Linked DNA regions of Homo sapiens: region 2 is linked to region 1. A link is a loop called in an ENCODE intact Hi-C map of the cell type or tissue named here. Cell type or tissue: body of pancreas. All regions are shown on one strand. Links, peaks and the distances in the headings refer to the core of each region. The heading gives the core; the rest is flanking DNA.

Region 1 (8,337 bases), core at 135-8,134:
GAATGCCAAAGTGAGTCCCTTGCACACAGTGAGTGTTTCCCATGCTAGTTTGTTGGTTTGTCATGACAACCAGAAGGGACCTTCTATCCTCGCAGACATTCTTTAGTGGGAGTGCACCAGGAAAGACACGTCTGTGTCAGGCTGGAGGAAAGTGAAGGAACCAGGAAGCGTGTGGGCAAATGGATTTGTGGATGGCCAAAGAGCTGTGAAAGTAAGAAGAGAGAGTCTCCAGACTCTAGGAAAGCGGAGAACACCGTGAGTGGCAATCTCCACAGGTGCATTGTTAGATCATTGGACAGCATCCTACTCCTATATCCGTACGTGCTCCCTAACACGGAATCTGGCGCATAGTAGGTACACCAGGTGGCTGCTGAATCAAGTTGGTCACTGTTGATCTCTGTCCCATAGTAGGTACACCAGATGGCTGCTGAATCAGGTTGGTCACTGTTGATCTCTGTCCCATGATGGCTCTGTCGAGTCCCTCTTGTCTCCTTGATGGAATTAAGAGGTAGACATCTTGGGTGCTGCTCCTGCTCTGCCCTCATCCCTGCCCATCTCAGTCTGACATTCTCCATGGTTCCCCATGACCTCCTACCAGCATGTCCCTTGGATCACTAGTTTTAGTGCTAAATATCCCCGATGCTCTTGATCATTATTTCTAGAAATTCTCTTCTTCCTTGTCATTTCTATTATGTTTGTGCTACCTGTAGGCATGGCTGTGTTTGGGGTCCTAGAATCACACCCAGTCCTCTGTGGTAAAGAAGAAATTGTGAGACTATGGCATTTTTTTTTTTTTTTCGCTGATAGACCCTTACCCCAGATGTTTTGTAGGTTTATCTGGGGTTATTCACTGCCTCTAAGGCTCCTCTGCAGACAGTATAAGCCTGCTTGATAATGTTTTGAGAGCCAGGTGGGAGAATGGAGCTGGGGCAGTGGCAACGCCTTGTGATGTTTGTTCAGCATGCACACTTTTAATCATCTCCTTGTTTTAAATCCACTGTCTCCATCTGGCCCTCTGCTGGTGTTTTCCCCAGAGAATAAAGCTCCTATATTGCAAAGTTTGGGAGGAGAGGTCTTTGGGCTTTGCAGGTGGGAATGAGATCGGTGGGTCCAATTGATCCTTATACGTCTGTCACATGGCTCGCCTCTGCCTTGTGAAGTCTCTGATGCCCGATCCCTGAGCCTTTCCACTGGGTGAATCAGCTTGCTTCCTGGTATCACCGAAACACTGTGAACATCTCTCATCTGCGTTTGTCTCCTTTCTCACTCTCTTGTCCTTGTGAATCTGCAGCCTTTTTGTCCTTTCAGTGTCATGTTATGGGGCTCAGGAAATGCCAATGTTCATTCCACTTACATCTAATATGCAACTATTCTTTAAAATCAAGTCCATGCAATGTAATATTCTGCAGCTGTTAGAGGAATAACATATATCTACATATCTGGGCATGCTAAGTGGGTAATATAGAGTGTTAAGTGAAAAAAGCAAGTTGTAGGTTGGCTTGTAAAATACGACACTATTTGCATTACAAATTTTAAATATTATCTATAAATACGCATGTATACATATAGTGTGTATATATACATATATAGAGAGTAACATATATTATCCTAGCATTATCTGAGATAATATAAATAAATGTCAAAGTACATATGGAGAGCTAGTGGAATATTTTCACGTAGGCAAAATATTTAAATATTTCATGTAGCCTGGACTGGGCCAGGCACGGTGGCTCATGCCTGTAATCCCAGCACTTTAGGAGGCTGAGGTGGGAGGATCACTTAAGGCCAGGAGTTCAAGACTAGTCTGGGAAATATGGTGAAACCCTGGGTCTACAGAAAAATTAAAAAATTAGCCAGGCATGGTGGCATGCACTTGTAGTCCCAGCTACTCGCAAGGCTGAGGCAGGAGGACTGCTTTAGCCCAGCAGGTCAAGGCTGCAGTGAGCGGTGATGGTGCCACCACTCTCCAGCCTGGTCAATAGAGTGAGACACCCTCTCTTTCTATGTATATATGGGACTGATTTAAAAGGCTAGGCATTCTGGTGAATGTAAAATTAACTTTGAGGGCCATGAAGCCTGGGAGCATCGTTCACATTGTGTTCTATGTGACTGGTTCCCCCTAGAGTTTCACAACTGCAGTGGCCCTTCCTGGGAGGTCCCTAGTGGGAGAAGCTGTCATTCTGTGAAACATTAGGGAGTGCTCATTTGCAAAGGAGTTGCTTCTCCCACATGTAATTCCTAGTGACCCGTACCCCAGGACATGTGTGTTTGACAGTGGTTAATGATCCTCTTGAGCTATGCCGGGGAGGCCAACTCACAAGGTGAATAATAACAGCTAGACTTCTATTTACAGAGATACCCATTCTAGCATGTTGTGGGAAACCTAGGCTTTCTCACAAAAGCAACTAGCTCTTCCTCCTTCCAACCACCCTCACCTCCCAAACAAACAACTCCCAAATCAAACAAGAAGAAATGGAAAATTTTCAGTTCAAGCTCAATGGCAAGGGGTTGAGAGGAATTTAGCCATATGATTGAATGTTCTCTAGGAACATGTCTCTAGCAGTGGTTCTCAAGCTTTACTGCCTAGAATAATCACCTGGGGAGGTTTCAAAAATCCCACACCCAGGCTGAATGCATATGGATATTTGTATCTTTGGACAGGGTTTCTCCACCTTGGCTCTATAGACATTTGGGACGAGATAATTCTTTGCTGTAGGAGCTGTCCTGTGCATTGTGGGTTGTTTAACTGCACCCTTGGGCTCTACCCACTAGATGCCAGTAGCACACTTACCTAGTTGTACTGACCAAAAGACATATCCATGTATTTCTAGTAGTGGGGCAAACCACCTAGTTGAGAATCACTGTTTTGCGGGGTGGGTCCTAGGCACTATGTTTTTTTAAAAAACTTCCTAGGTGATCCCAATGTGCAGCCAAGTTTGAGAACCAGTGCTCTGATGGATTTTCCCTTGGAAAGCGTAGCCTGGTGGTAAGTCCCAGAAATTTTGGAGTACATTTTTATAAACTGTGATATAATATTGATTCAGTAAGAATGGATATATTCTGAGCCAGATGAGTGGACCCACTCATCCTGTCTAGTAGACATCTGTTTCTCTCCATCAAGGGGAGTTTGGAAAACAAACAGGCTGTGAACACCTTGATGAGCCAGATGAAGGGTGTCATGAGCCAGATGAGCTTATAGTAGACAGAGAACCTTTACAGCGAACAAGGTATGCAAATAATGAAAGCTCTAAGCAACATTAGAAAACCACAGGGCGTACGTTATTGGTGCTAAGATAATGTCTATCATTGACTGGAGGTCCTCTGTGGATCAAGGTCTTGTGCTAGAGGATCTATTTACATGTCATCACATAAGAAGGCATCTAAGTTAATAATAATAGTAGTAATAATAATAAATAGGGCGGATGTAAAGAACACGCATGTCGATACTTCTGAAACATGCTTTAACCTTAACTGTTGTATATAAGCACTTATGTAATTTGAGTGCTTCTCTGTCTCACTGTGGCAGGAATTGTAGATGGGCTCACGCAAACCCCCCCTTTCCATCTTCTTCCTACTATGGAAGCAAGAAAGTAAAAAAACTTGCCTTACAGATTCCTCTGCTGTTAGGAGCAGCCATGTGACATAATTTTGGCCATTAAGAATGTAAGCTCTATGAGGACAAGGGTTTTTTTAATTTTTCTATTTTGTTCTCTGCTGGTCAAAAACTCATCATATTGTACACTCTAAACATCTCTGGTCTATTGTACATTAATTTTAAACCCAATAATGTATAAAATTAAAGAGCAATTGTTAAGAAAATCCAAAGGCAAATTACAAATTGGAAGGAAACATTTTCTTGGCCCTGAAGGAAGTTGAGGTGAGGATCCTGAGGCACTGAGACCCTGTGCTTAAATTTCTGGTAAATCGCAGAGCTAGCTGAAATTTATCCCGCTGACACTAGATGTCACCATTGTGCCAAGTAAATGTAGCTGCTGTTCAGAGTGCAGTTCAATATTCAGGACAGAGTCAGGCTCTTCAAATGGTTGGAGATTGTTAATTTTTCTTCCCTCTTGATGCCAGAATATGGTCTGGTTCAAAAATGACGACAGTAATAATGATGGAGGAGAGCAAAGATCACCTGGTGGCCATCAGGCAGACCATCTGGAGGCAAAACTCCCTGTCTGAGGAATTAGAAAGTAATTAGACTTGCCTATTATCTAAAGCTGGCATCTGGTACCAGACTTCTTCCCCCTAAATTTATAAGTAACTAGGAGTTCTATACATCTCCGAAATCCATGCACGTTGAAACTCATTGTGCATCCCTTGCTGACATCAAGGCACTAAAATGTCTACAAATGTGATCATTTTTCATGACCTACATTGCTAATGTGGTCCACATTACCCTTAAGCTCCTGCTTTAAGGTCCATAAATACCCCTAAGGAAAATCCACCAGCACGCTCAGTCCTCTCTTGCTGAAGTGCCTCACTGCCCTCTCCTGCAGTGTTCTTTCTATCTAATAAAACTTTCCTTTTCAAACCTATACTGTAAATTCTTTTTTACCACCTGCAAGCCAGCCACTTGCCATTGCTGGGGCTCTGATACCTCGCCTGGCAGGGATCAGAGAAGTTTGTACGAGGAGCAACAAATAAGATAATTCTACCCAGTATGAGACCACATTTACATTATTAAAGCTAATAAATATGCAAAAAAGTTTCAATCTATGTTGGAAAAGACCCAAAATTAAATATTTGAAATGAAGTAGGCCGGGCGCAGTGGCTCACACCTGTAATCCCAGCACTTTGGGAGGCCGAGGTGGGTGGATCACGAGATCAGGAGTTCGAGACCAGCTTGACCAACATGGTGAAACCCTGTCTCTACTAAAAATACAAAAATTAGCTGGGCATGGTGGTGGGCGCCTGTAGTCCCAGCTACTCGGGAGGTTGACACAGGTGAATCGCTTGAACCCAGGAGGCAGAGGTTGCAGTAAGCCGAGATCACACCACTGCACTCCAGCCTGGGTGACAGAGTGAGTCTCCATCTCAAAAAAAAAAAAAAGATGAAGTAGGGCATAACATTGCAAATCACTAACTAGATGAAAACTTTGGGTGTGCTCGGGGAGAAGAGGGAAGAGAAAGACCTCAGGAATGAACAAAGAAGCTCAAGGGAAGAGTAGCTCAGAACACCATCAATGACAAGCAAGTAAAATAAGAAAAAGCATGAGGACAGTTAATTACTACTTCAAGGTAACAGGCTTGGGAGGGAGAAGCAGATTAAAATGGCATGTTGAAATTCTGAATGAAGTTGCTAAGACACTTGAACAAAAACACAGTAAATTCACAGAATTGCAGAACTTTTGTGTGCGGAGTGAAAAGAGGGGAAGAGAACAGTGCTGGCACACTGCGTTGGGCTGTTCTCACCTTGCTATAAAGAAATAGCTGAGACTGGGTAATTTATACAGAAAAGAGGTTTAATTGGCTCATGGTTCTGCAGGCTGTACAGGAAGCATGATGCTGGCATCTGCTCAGCTTCTGGGGAGGCCTCAGGAAACTTACAATTATGGCCAAAGTTGAAGGGGAAGCAGTCACATCACATGGCAGGAGCAGGACCAAGAGAGAGAGCGGGGAGGAGCCACATCCTTTTAAACAACCAGATCTCAGGAAGACTCACTCACTATCGCAAGGACAGCACCAAGGGCATAGTGCTAAATCATTCATGAGAACTCCGCCCCTATGATCCAGTCACCTCCCACCAGGCCCCACCTCCACCACTGGGGATTACATTTCAACATGAGATTTGGGCAGGGACACATATCCAAACTATACCAAACACCATCTTTAGAAAACAAGGCACTAGAGCCCAAACTCCACACATGCTAACTCTCCATGGACTGCCAGTATCTTCAAGGAGCCACTCACTCTCTCGCTTGCAGGTCTAGCATCCAAATCTGCACAAGAGGGATCTTCCACAAGATGGGAGCATGAAAAAGAAATGTAGAAGATAAACAACAAGAACGTATAAAAATAAAAGCTAATATGCTTAGCTCAGAACAAAGAACTAAAAACCAAGGTGGCACTTTGGTCTGAAACTTCTATTTTTATTCTTTTTGGAGATGGAGTCTTGCTCTGTTACCCAGACACTGTACCCAGGGGTACAGTGGCACGATCTTGCCTCACTGCAGCATTCATCTCTTGGGTTCAAGTGACTCTCCTGCCTCAGCTTCCTGAGAAGCTGGGACTACAGGTGCACACCACGATGTCCAGCTAATTTTTATATTTTTTATTAGAGATGGAGTTTCACCATGTTGGCCAGATTAGCCTTGAACTCCTGACCTTAAGTGATCCACCTGCCTCCGCCTCCCAGAGTGCTGGGATTACAGGCATGAGCCACCACGCCCAGCCAGTCTGAAACTTGTAGGACAAAGATATGTAATAAAATCTCTGCAAATGAACTGACCAATGGCCCTTCCTCCTATTTGGTGTTGATTAGATTCCGGAAGATTTTTGAGGGGTTGTTAGATTCCTGTAGCTCACTTTCATTTTATTTGAGAGTCACCTTACTGTAGGAAATGGATGTTCTCTGTGAGTAAGCCAAATCCTGAGGATAAATTATTTCAAAGGATCATCTTGGAATCAGAAGAAAACTAATTGGTAAATTTCTGTTCTAATACACTTAGATCTGATTCCAGTGCTGAAGGGCCTAGTCTAGGGTTTTCAACTCTAACTTTTTTGTTGTTTTTGTTTTTTTGAGAGACAGAGTCTCGCTCTGTTGCCCAGGGTGGAGTGCAGTGGTGCGATCTCAGCTTACTGCAAACTCCACCTCCAAGGTTCAAGCAATTCTCCTGCCTCAGCTTCCCAAGTAGCTGGAACTACAGGCGTGTGCCACTCTGCCCAGCTAATTTTTATATTTTTAGTGGAGATGGGGTTTCACTATATGTTGGCCAGGCTGGTCTTGAACTCCTGACCTCAGGTGATCCACCCGCCTCGGCCTCCCAAATCAACTCTTACTTTTTAATAGAGGCTTTTACTGGTATAAGCAGAAGTACGAGAAAATAATTTTTCTAATACTGTCTGATTTCATTTTTTACATTTAAGCCTACCTTGATAATTTATTTAGCTGTTAAAAAGTGTTAGTTTTTCATAAACTTCCATAATTTTATAAAACTTACAGTCATCTTCCAAAGTTAATTTGGAAATTAATTTTGCACCCCAGAATGCTATTTCCAAGTGAATTAGCATCTTAAGTGGTGGTTAAGTCACTACCTGGAAATGAAAATCAGTTTTTCCATAATGGAGCAATTTTGTTATATGTATATGTCAGTGCAACAAAACAATTACAATATTAGCAAATACCAAATAAAAAATTTCTTCCATTTCATTCTCTTTATTAAGACAGCAGGTATAATGTGAGAGAAATTAATTACAATATAATGCAAGTTCTATAAATGTAAATATTTTTTGTCTATTTTATTCACTGCTCTATCCCCAGAATGATACCTGGCACATAACCAGTAAAACCTCGATAAATATTTGCTGAATAGATAGCCATTGGAGAATTAGGAGTTTATTGAAGATGTTATGGAAGAGGCCTCCTGGGAATGTCTAAGGGCTTTAAAACTTGATCTCTTAAAACTATGGTCATTAAAAACAAAATACAGAGAGAGCCAAAATTTGGTTAATGGATACAAAAGGAGAACTAGATAGCAGGACTGAGTTCTAGCATTCTAAAGCATAATAGAATGACTATAATTAACAATAATTTATTGTATTTTGAATAGCTAGAAGAGTGGATTTTGAATGTTCCCAGCACAAAGAAATGATAAATGTTTGAGGCGATGGATATGCTAATTATGTGGATTTGATCATTATGTATTGTATATATGTATTGAAATATCACACAGTATCCCATAGGTATGTACAGTTATTATTATTAATTAAAACTAATAAAAGCAAAAATAGAGTTTTCCATTCCACATTCAAGTTTTATCTCTAGTTCGTCTACTATAATTACCCATTACCAAGGTCTTTTTTTTTTTTCCAACACATTTAATGAACAGGCAGAGAGGGAGACTGAGTTTTCTGAGAATATTGAGTAAATATTGAAAAAGAGAAAAAGGAGAACAAAGATGTTTAGGAAGAGTGTGCGAGGAGCCACTAGAGTTGGACTTGAATAAAATAAAATCAAACTCCTGGATCACACTACCAACTCACACTAAACATGGTGGGGAACAAGTCAAGATGTTAAATAACACCACAGCCAAACACAGAATGGGAGAAATTCTGTAGGACAAATAGTCCAACGTCTTCAAAGAACAAATGTCATTTTTAAAAGGAGGACAA
Region 2 (8,337 bases), core at 7-8,006, 88 kb after region 1:
GGTGGGGTGGAATGTCAGGGAGTGAACAATCTAAGAGGCAGGTGAAAGTGGTTCTGAGCAGAGAGGACCATTGGGGGATGAGGCAGCTGTTGGAGAGGGATGGGTCAAGGGATGGAGGGTAGCACTGTGAGCTGAAATAGGTGAATTGGGAGGGATGCTGGCTAGAGAAGAGGTAAGTCCAGCACTTACTGTGCTTGGGGCTGTGAGAGGCACCTGAGGACAGATGCCTGTCCTCCAGGATCCCACAGTCCTGGGTGGAAACCAGCAGGGCCTTGATGAACTAGACTTCCGGAGAGAATGAACTCAGTACTGTAGTGGAGGGACCAAGGGCAAGCTGCCCAAGGCTCAGACTAGAGTTGGGGCTGGTTGGGTTTCAGGTGAAGACAGATGTCCATGTGGATCTAGCCCACTGGTCTCTGGACATGTGGTTATGTTGGTCAAAGGAGAAGACCAAGGCTCAGAACAAAGACTTGAGATTTGCCCCCTCAACTGTCAGAGAAGGAGTTATGGAGGGAGATCGTGGCCTGAGGGTCATGGAGTGGCCAGGGGAGAGTCTTGGTCAGTCACACATTGGAGGCCATGAGAAAGAGTAGTTAGGAGAGGGGTGCTTGAGCCAGTAATCAGATTCAAGTCCCTGTTATGCTCATGTGCCAGCTCTGCCCTTGAGTTTTCTCATCTTTCAATTGGGGAATGGGGCCGGGTGCGGTGGCTCACACCTATAATCCCAGCATTTTGGGAGGCCAAGGCGGGTGGATCATGAGGTCAGGAGTTTGAGACCAGCCTGGCCAATGTGGTGAAACCCCATCTCTACTAAAAATACAAAAATTAGCCAGGCATGGTGGCGGGCGCCTGTAATCCTTGGGAGGCTGAGGCAGGAGAATCGCTTGAAACCAGAAGGTGGGGAGGTTGCAGTGAGCCAAGATCATGCCACTGCACTCCAGCCTGGGTAACAAGAGCAAAACTCTGTCTCAAAAAATAAATAAATAAATAAAAATTTAGAGAATGAATCAAGGCATGACTGTAGGACCAAACGAGTTCACATATGCAAAGTGTTTTAATATGGTCAAAGCATTCAATAAATGCTGCTGTTAATTAGGAGGCAAGAAGAGATTGAAGGGAAATCTCAAGGGGCTCCAGAGACTACTACGATGGTGCAAAGTCACAGAAGCCCTGGGAAAAGCAGGTAGAATGGAGTTGCCATGACATTGAGCCTCACCTAGATGCCAGGTAGGTAACACGCATTATCACAGGTGAGTCTCACTGTAATCTCACAAGGGAATTTCTATGGTCATCCCCACCCCACAGTGTAACAAGCTCAAGGTCCCAAGAGTATGACCTACGTTTCCTGTTCTGGACCTTAAGTTTTATTTATTTATTAATTATTTTACTTTTTTTGAGATGAGGTCTTGCTCTGTCACACAGCCCAAAGTGCAGTGGCACGATCCTGACTTACTGCAACCTCCGCCTTCCAGGCTCAAGCAATCTTTCTACCTCAGCCCCCCAAGTATCTGTGAGTACAGGCATGTGCCACCACACTCGGATATATATATATATATATATATATATATATTTGTGTGTGTGGAGATAGGGTTTCACTAGGTTGCCCAGGCTGGTCTCAAACCCCTGGTCTCAAGTGATCCGCCTGCCTCGGCCTCCCAAACTGTTGGGATTCCAGGCGTGAGCCACCGTGCCCAGCCTGGACCTTAAGAATGAAATCATCCTTGGGTTAAAGGCTGGTCTCCCTTAGAGATGGTTGTTTGCAGGTCACCTTCCAGGGGCTAATACTCTGGCAAATGCTGGTGACCTTGAGATGAATGAGCCTTGATCCGTGTACTCAGTGAGCTCTCAGGATGAGGGTTCCTGTAGCCTCTCTCTTCATTGCATCATCTCCAAAACCTGACAGGACTGATGCTGGAAGGTCTTTCCAAGGCCCAGACTCCTCTCCTGGCTCAAACACTTTCCATGGCTCTCTGTGGCCTCCAGCCCAGGGTCTGAATTGGTTCTACCTGGCCAAGTGCTCTGCCTGCTTTTAGGGTCTGGTCTGTGCCGCGAGCCCCTGTCCCATCCCAGCTTTATCTCCCACAACTTCCCAGCCCTTACCTATGCCCTGGTCATGTGGATCCTTTCCTGTATATCTATACCCTTCATTCATCTTGGTCTTTTGGTCTGAAATGCAGCCCCCTCCTCCACTGGCCCCTGAAACCTAACCCACCCTCCTCCTGCACTGCCTGGACTGCAGGAAACCTTTCCAGGCTACGTATCCAAACTAGTCTTTTTCTCCCTCCTCTGTTTTGCTAGATTTAGAGATGGTTCTAGTACGTGACTCAAGGTAAGAGGTTGTGTTTGACTGATACCAAGTGCGTCTGTCCAGAGTTAGATATGAGGATAGAAGTTCCTTGAGCCAGGGATGGTATCTTAGCTATCCCTGGGATCCCCACAGGACACGTGCTAACAGGGAAATTCAAAGACCCCACCAAACTCCTGCCACCATTTCCTGCCCTCTTGTGCCCAGGCCCACCTCTGGGTTGGAGGAGCAGGGTGCTGTGGGAGAAGGTGCACTGGTCCTGGAGTCAGGGCCTTCAGGTTTGTGCCATCCCACTGAATACATGGCCAATGACCTTGGGCAAAGGGACTCCTGCCTCGGGGCTTTAATCTGTGCATCCACAGACTGTACATATGGCATTGGACCAGGACCTCCCTAGTGCCTTTTTGGTAAAGAGGACCGTAAGTTTCTTAGACTTTTAATATGCAGATGAATTCTCTGGAGAATCTGTTAAATTGCAGATTCTGACTCAGTAGGTTTGGGGCAGGTCCTTATTTCTAACAAGCTCCCAGGTGACCTTGATGCTGGTGGTCCGTGAGCCACGCTTTGCATTAACAAGGGTCTAACCCAGTGATCCTCAGCCCTAGCCCGATAGAAGAATGGCCTGAAAGGTCGCTCTTTCCCTCCTCCACTGCCTTCTGCATTTTAAATTAAAGTTTCCCTTGGGAGATTGTAAAAAGATGTTAGGATGGCACCCCAGGGCCATTAACTCAGCATTTGTAGGGGTGGGAACTTGGCATCGGTAGTGTTTAAAGCTCACCAGGTGAATCCAGTGTGCAGCCAGGACTGGGAACTGATTTACCTCGTGGGTGGAGAACTTTAGCAAATGGTTTTCAGGCGAAGCTTTTTGTCTCTGCTGCCCCCTTGTGGTCATCTTGTTCACTCACAGTCAGAGCGCAAGCCCTGTTCCCAAGAGAGATGGGAATCGCAGAACAATTGGGAAAATAATGTCGCTGCCCATGGTGGACGGGCTTCCCTGAGACCCCAGCACTCACCCTGACATGGGTGGGCTCCTCCTCTGCCGTGATGCTGAAGACGATTCCTTAAACAAGGGCCTCGCTCCCAGTGTCCTGGGGGTAGCCCACATGAGTAGGAAAAACTCTGGGTGGGCCAGGAACTGGAAACAGCAGGGGGCCCTGTAGTCGGCAGCTGAGATAGAGGTTGGATAGAGCAGGTCCAGGAGAAACTTCCTAGGAGAAGGTGGGCGCTGAACCCAACCCTCAGCTCTCCTGGGCGGGAGTCAAGAGAAGTCTTAGATGCAGACGTGAGGTTTGGGTTGCTTGGCGGTCAGCCAGCAGGGGGCACTCTGGCGCCACGTAGAGTTCCCAGGTCGGGTCTCCTAGTCTTCGTCGTCTTGACTGGGAACTGTCCACCCCGGTGCAGGATGCCCCAGGTGCAGTGGAGCAGCTCAGAGCCCCAGGGCGTGACTGTCCGCAGCTGGCTGGCTTCCCTCTGTGCCAGGTGCAGGGTCAAGGATATCCCCATGCACAGAGCCTGCCGTCAGTGGTATGAGGAGTATGAAGGTTCTGATGCTGCTGCCCATTCAGAAATGCAAAATGGCCCAGTACCTTGAGCACAGGTCTAGTCCCTACTGTGCCCTGCCTGGCTGTGTGATCTTGACACATTCATCTCCCCTTTGTGGGCCTGCTTCTCCCTCATCCAATGCATCCCCCAAGCCATCCTGGGCTGTGGTGCTGCTCCCCAGACAACAGGGAGTTGGACTCATGGTTTTGGGGGGCTCACATTGCCCTTAGGGGGCCAGAGTCAAGGGAATCACCTTTTTTTTTTTTTTTTTTTTTTTTTTTTTGCCTTCTGCTGTAGGGCCTGGTTCTGGGCTGGACTTTCCCCATCCTCTTCCTGAAAGCCACCCTTGTTCAATCATGGGGACAAGATACAGTCCAGGAAAGGAGCTAGGGCCCTCCTAAGAGATGATCCCGAATAGGGCCCAGCTGTGGACAGGATGATCTCTTTTCCAGCCGGGCGCCATGGTTCATGCCTGTAATCCCAGCACTTTGGGAGGCCGAGGTGGGAGGATCACTTGAGGTCAGGAGTTCGAGATCAGCCTGGCCAACACAGTGAAACTCCTTCTCTACTAAAAATACAAAAAATTAGCTGGATGTGGTGGTGCATGCCTAGAATCCCAGCTACTTGGGAGGCTGAGGCAGGAGAATCACTTGAGCCTCTGGGAGGTGGAGGTTGCAGTGAGCCAAGATTGCGCCTGGGTGATAGAGTGAGATTCAGTCTCAAAATAAAATAAAAACGCCAAATCCCTTTTCTGTTAGTTGTCAAACACACTAGACATCAGGACACGGTGGTCCTGGCTACATGACTGCCTTGTAACAGTGAGAAATATCCAGAGATGGGATGCATGTTAGAGTTGAATGGGGTTTGTCCCGGGGAGAGAGGGGAACCAAAGGAATAGCAAGAGGGTGGGGAGCTTAGCTTTAAAATAATGTTTTGGCTGGACATGGTGGCTCATGCCTGTAATCCCAGCACTTTGGGAGGCCGAGGTCAGGAGTTTGAAACCAGCCTAGCCAACATAGTGAAACCCCATCTCTACTAAAACTACAAAAATTAGCTGGGCATGGCGGCACATGCTGTAATTCTAGCTACTTGGGAGGCTGAGGTACGAGAATCGCTTGAACCCAGGAGGCAGAGGTTGCAGTGAGCTGAGATCGTGCCACTGCATTCCAGCCTGGGCGATGGAGTGAGACTCAGTCTCAAAAAAAAAAAAAATGTTTTACTCATTTAAAAAATTGGTCTGGTGTACCTACGGCAAATGGGTGGGACTTGCTAAATCTGGTTGGCTGTTGCTTTCTGAAACACAGATTTTAGACTTGAATATATGCATTTGCAAACTCTAAGACATATGCGCCTCTGAACACAGTCTGGGTGAATGCAGTTTGATTGTCACAGGCTTCCGACAGAGTTGCAGGTGTTGTATTGCGTGGTTTTCAACAGCAATCAGACCAAAAGGGTGACTACTAGCATGTGAAAACAGAGGATAAGCTTCCTGGGCTCAAACTCCTGAGCTGGAAGTCAGTTCCAGGCCATAGTGTCCAGCCAGAGGAGGACAGCAAGATCGACTCCTGCGTGACCAGTAGCTCACCTGGTCCAAATGTAGCCTCTTACTATAAAACAAAGGCAGAGAGAGACTGAGGGAACTGGAAAGAGGTTCAATGGAGGAAAAATAAGGCAACCTCAGGGATTCACTTTTACTCTCATTTCATTAAGTTCCAGATATTGGCAGACTGCTGGCCTCCTGAGGAGCACAGGAAGGGGCCTGGCAGACTGGTGATCCTGGTTGGAGATGAAGAGGGGCTGATTAAGAGGAGCTGACTGAGGCTGGGAGGTTTCCTGCCCGGGAGTGGCGAGCCTGTCAGAGCTGCACCTGGGCCTACCTGTACCTAGGAGAGATTCAGGGTATGGTTGGCTTCCCACAAACACCTGGGGCTCGAGGAGTGCGCTGCCTCTGTTCCACACCTGATGTGATCCACATCCACGCCCATGCACCTGGCCAGGAGAGTGACTGTCACTGATGAGGCAGTGTGATAGTACCTCTGATGGTTTCTCTGAGATCAGCCTTTGCACTTCACCTGTGTGGGCCAGATGGAAAGCCAGGGTGGAGACGGAGCACCCTGGGTCAGCTGGGATCCCACCGTGCGATTCCACGGCATGGGGTGTCAGAACCTGGAGTGCCGGTGGTGGCCAGAGCAGGGGTGGGGTGGCATTCCTGTGTCTCTGCCACTCACTGGCTGTGTCACCACAGAAAAGTCATCTAAACCTCTCGGTGCCCCAGTCTTGTTCTCTGTCCATGGCAATTCGGGTAGACCTGACCCGGTTGGATGGCTCTGAGGTTTCAATGAGGTATCATACATGCAAATGGTTTTTTTGGAGCCAGGTTCTTTTTATTTAAAAAGATTTTTTAAAATGGGAATACTCGCTAAAAAGAGTACCTGACCTCAGCTGGGCACAATGGCTCACACCTGTAATCCCAGCACTTTGGGAGGCCAAGGCGGGTGGATCACGAGGTCAGGAGATGGAGACCTGTAGTCCCAGCTACTCGGGAGGCTGAAGCAGGAGAATCGCTTGAACCCAGGAGGTGAGATTGCAGTGAGCTGAGATCACGCCACCGCTCTCCAGCCTGAGTGACAGAGCGAGACAAAAAAAAAAGAAAAAGGAAAAGAACCTGACTTCAGTATCTTTGGGTGTCTGGGATTGAGGAGTGTTCCTGAATGGGCATCAGGGATTGATGAACACTTGTGTAAGAGTTAAAGAAAGAGGAAAAAAACATGAAATTTTTAAAGACAGGTTTACTTTAGATAAAACCTGGAGGGGCTTCTGGCCGATTTTGGTCAGGGGCGCTTTCTGTTACAGACTAAAAGTATATATTGGTTTTAGGGTGAGGGTCTTATCACAAGCTTGGAATGTTTTTGGGTCAGGGAGAAGTCTATAGCCGGGTCGGAATGTTTCTGGGCAGAGAGGAGGTTATCTTGGGGCTGACGTCTTTCCGGCAGGAGGGAGGTTAGTTATCTTGGGGCTGGCATCTTCCCAGCCAGAGGGGGGTTATCTTGGGGCTAGCATGTCTCTGGTTGGGGAGGAGTTTGGAATGTTTCTGGTCGGAGATGTTATTTGTAGTTTCTGGTCATGCCGACCTTAGCCATTAGGCTGATGCCTTTTGGCTTTAGGCGGTTTTTGATTAAGATGAATTTTAAAATAAGGTGCTTGTCCACAATGGCAAGGCCCCTGCTCTGTCACCTTGCCCCCCAAAATTGCAAAGCTTTGTTTCTGTGTATGCATGTATAAATATTTTTTTTTCCCTTAGGAGCAAAGGCAATAGCTTAACTAAGATGTTCAGAGGGATCATGACATAAAGACTGGATGCCTGGGGTTGGGGTCAGGGGCGTGTTTCAGGTGCCTTTATTTTATACCAGAGTTTCCCAACCTGGGGAATCTTGCCATGTGGGGCCAAATCATTCCTTGTTGTTGTGGACTGACTTGTGCATTGCAGGGTGATTAGCAGCATCTCTGGCTCTACCCACTAGATACCAGTAGCACCCTCCACCCCATCCCCACCTCGTTTCACCAATAAAAAATGTCTTCAGACATTGCTCAATGTCTTTGGGGAGGTGAGAGTGGGACAAAATTGCCCCCAACTGAGAACTGCTGCTTTGTGATGTTCCTAGTGGAGTTGAGCCCTCGATAAGTGGTTGTTATTTGCTGTGTTGAAGTTTGGCAAGATTTCTCTTCTGGGCTTTATTGATCTCTTCCTATTTCTGTGCACTGCTTAAAGGGAAAGTCGACGACTACAGGGCTTCCAAACTGCAGCCCCATTGGATATAAAGTACGAGTTCCTTAATCTGGTAGGGCAGCCTGATCAACTGGAACTTGGTTCTTACTGTGTTTCTCGTTATGCAAACCTTAAGGATTCCAGCCTGGACAACATAGTGAGACCCTGTCTCTACAAAAAAAAAAAAAAAAAAAAGAGAGGAAAAAAAAAAAGAAACGAAATTCAGCAGAGCCCAGTGGCATGCCCCTGTAGTCTCAGCTATGCAGGAAGCTGAGGTGGGAGGATCACTTGAGCCCAGGAGTTCAAGGTTGCAGTGAGCTATAATTGTGCCACTGCACTCCAGCCTGGGTGACAGAGTGAGATCCTGTCTCTAAACAAACAAACAAACAAACACCCTAAAGGTTTTTGAGAGCATTAAGTGCAACATAAACCTTTCAGTCCTTTACTATTAAAATATGAGCTACAATTAAAATGAAACAGTTAATTTTGTGGGGAGCAAGATCTTGAGATAATCTTCATTTGTGGTGAATACATTTCTGTTTAACCACAAGCCTCAGAATTAGTAGTTCCTCATTCAGAGGAAAGATCAGAGAAGGGTCTTATGGAGAAGGACCAGCAGGAGACAGAGGTGGAAGAGTTGGATGCATTTGAAGTCTCCACTATTTAGGAGGTGGCCTAAAAGATCCTGGGGAGTGGGTGGGCACCTCCTTTTGGCACCCCGGAT

Evidence for each region. Peaks named below come from ENCODE experiments on the same cell type or tissue, not always from the same donor. Only the 100,000 strongest peaks of a DNase experiment are listed, where the experiment ranks them.
Region 2: a loop joins it to region 1, with 3 times the contacts of the local background. A loop is called at or near these places in 104 of 110 quality-filtered maps.

Annotation. Positions count from the first base shown.
Region 1 is chr16:71,495,583-71,503,919 of GRCh38, reverse strand. No RefSeq gene overlaps it. Among named protein-coding and RNA genes, the nearest start is that of ZNF19, 10 kb to the right of the region's middle. RefSeq lists a silencer at 3,888-4,047. In body of pancreas, for the core only: a CTCF peak has its summit at 3,960 (motif pointing right); a DNase peak (open chromatin) is centred at 3,949; H3K27ac peaks cover 1,967 bases.
Region 2 is chr16:71,407,755-71,416,091 of GRCh38, reverse strand. LINC02136 (long intergenic non-protein coding RNA 2136) reads left to right here. Exons shown (of 3, transcript NR_146574.1): 2 at 1,097-1,227; 3 at 5,558-5,651. Among named protein-coding and RNA genes, the nearest start is that of LINC02136, 15 kb to the left of the region's middle. RefSeq lists enhancers at 3,406-3,495, 3,569-4,070. In body of pancreas, for the core only: a CTCF peak has its summit at 3,194 (motif pointing left); DNase peaks (open chromatin) are centred at 3,181 and 3,631.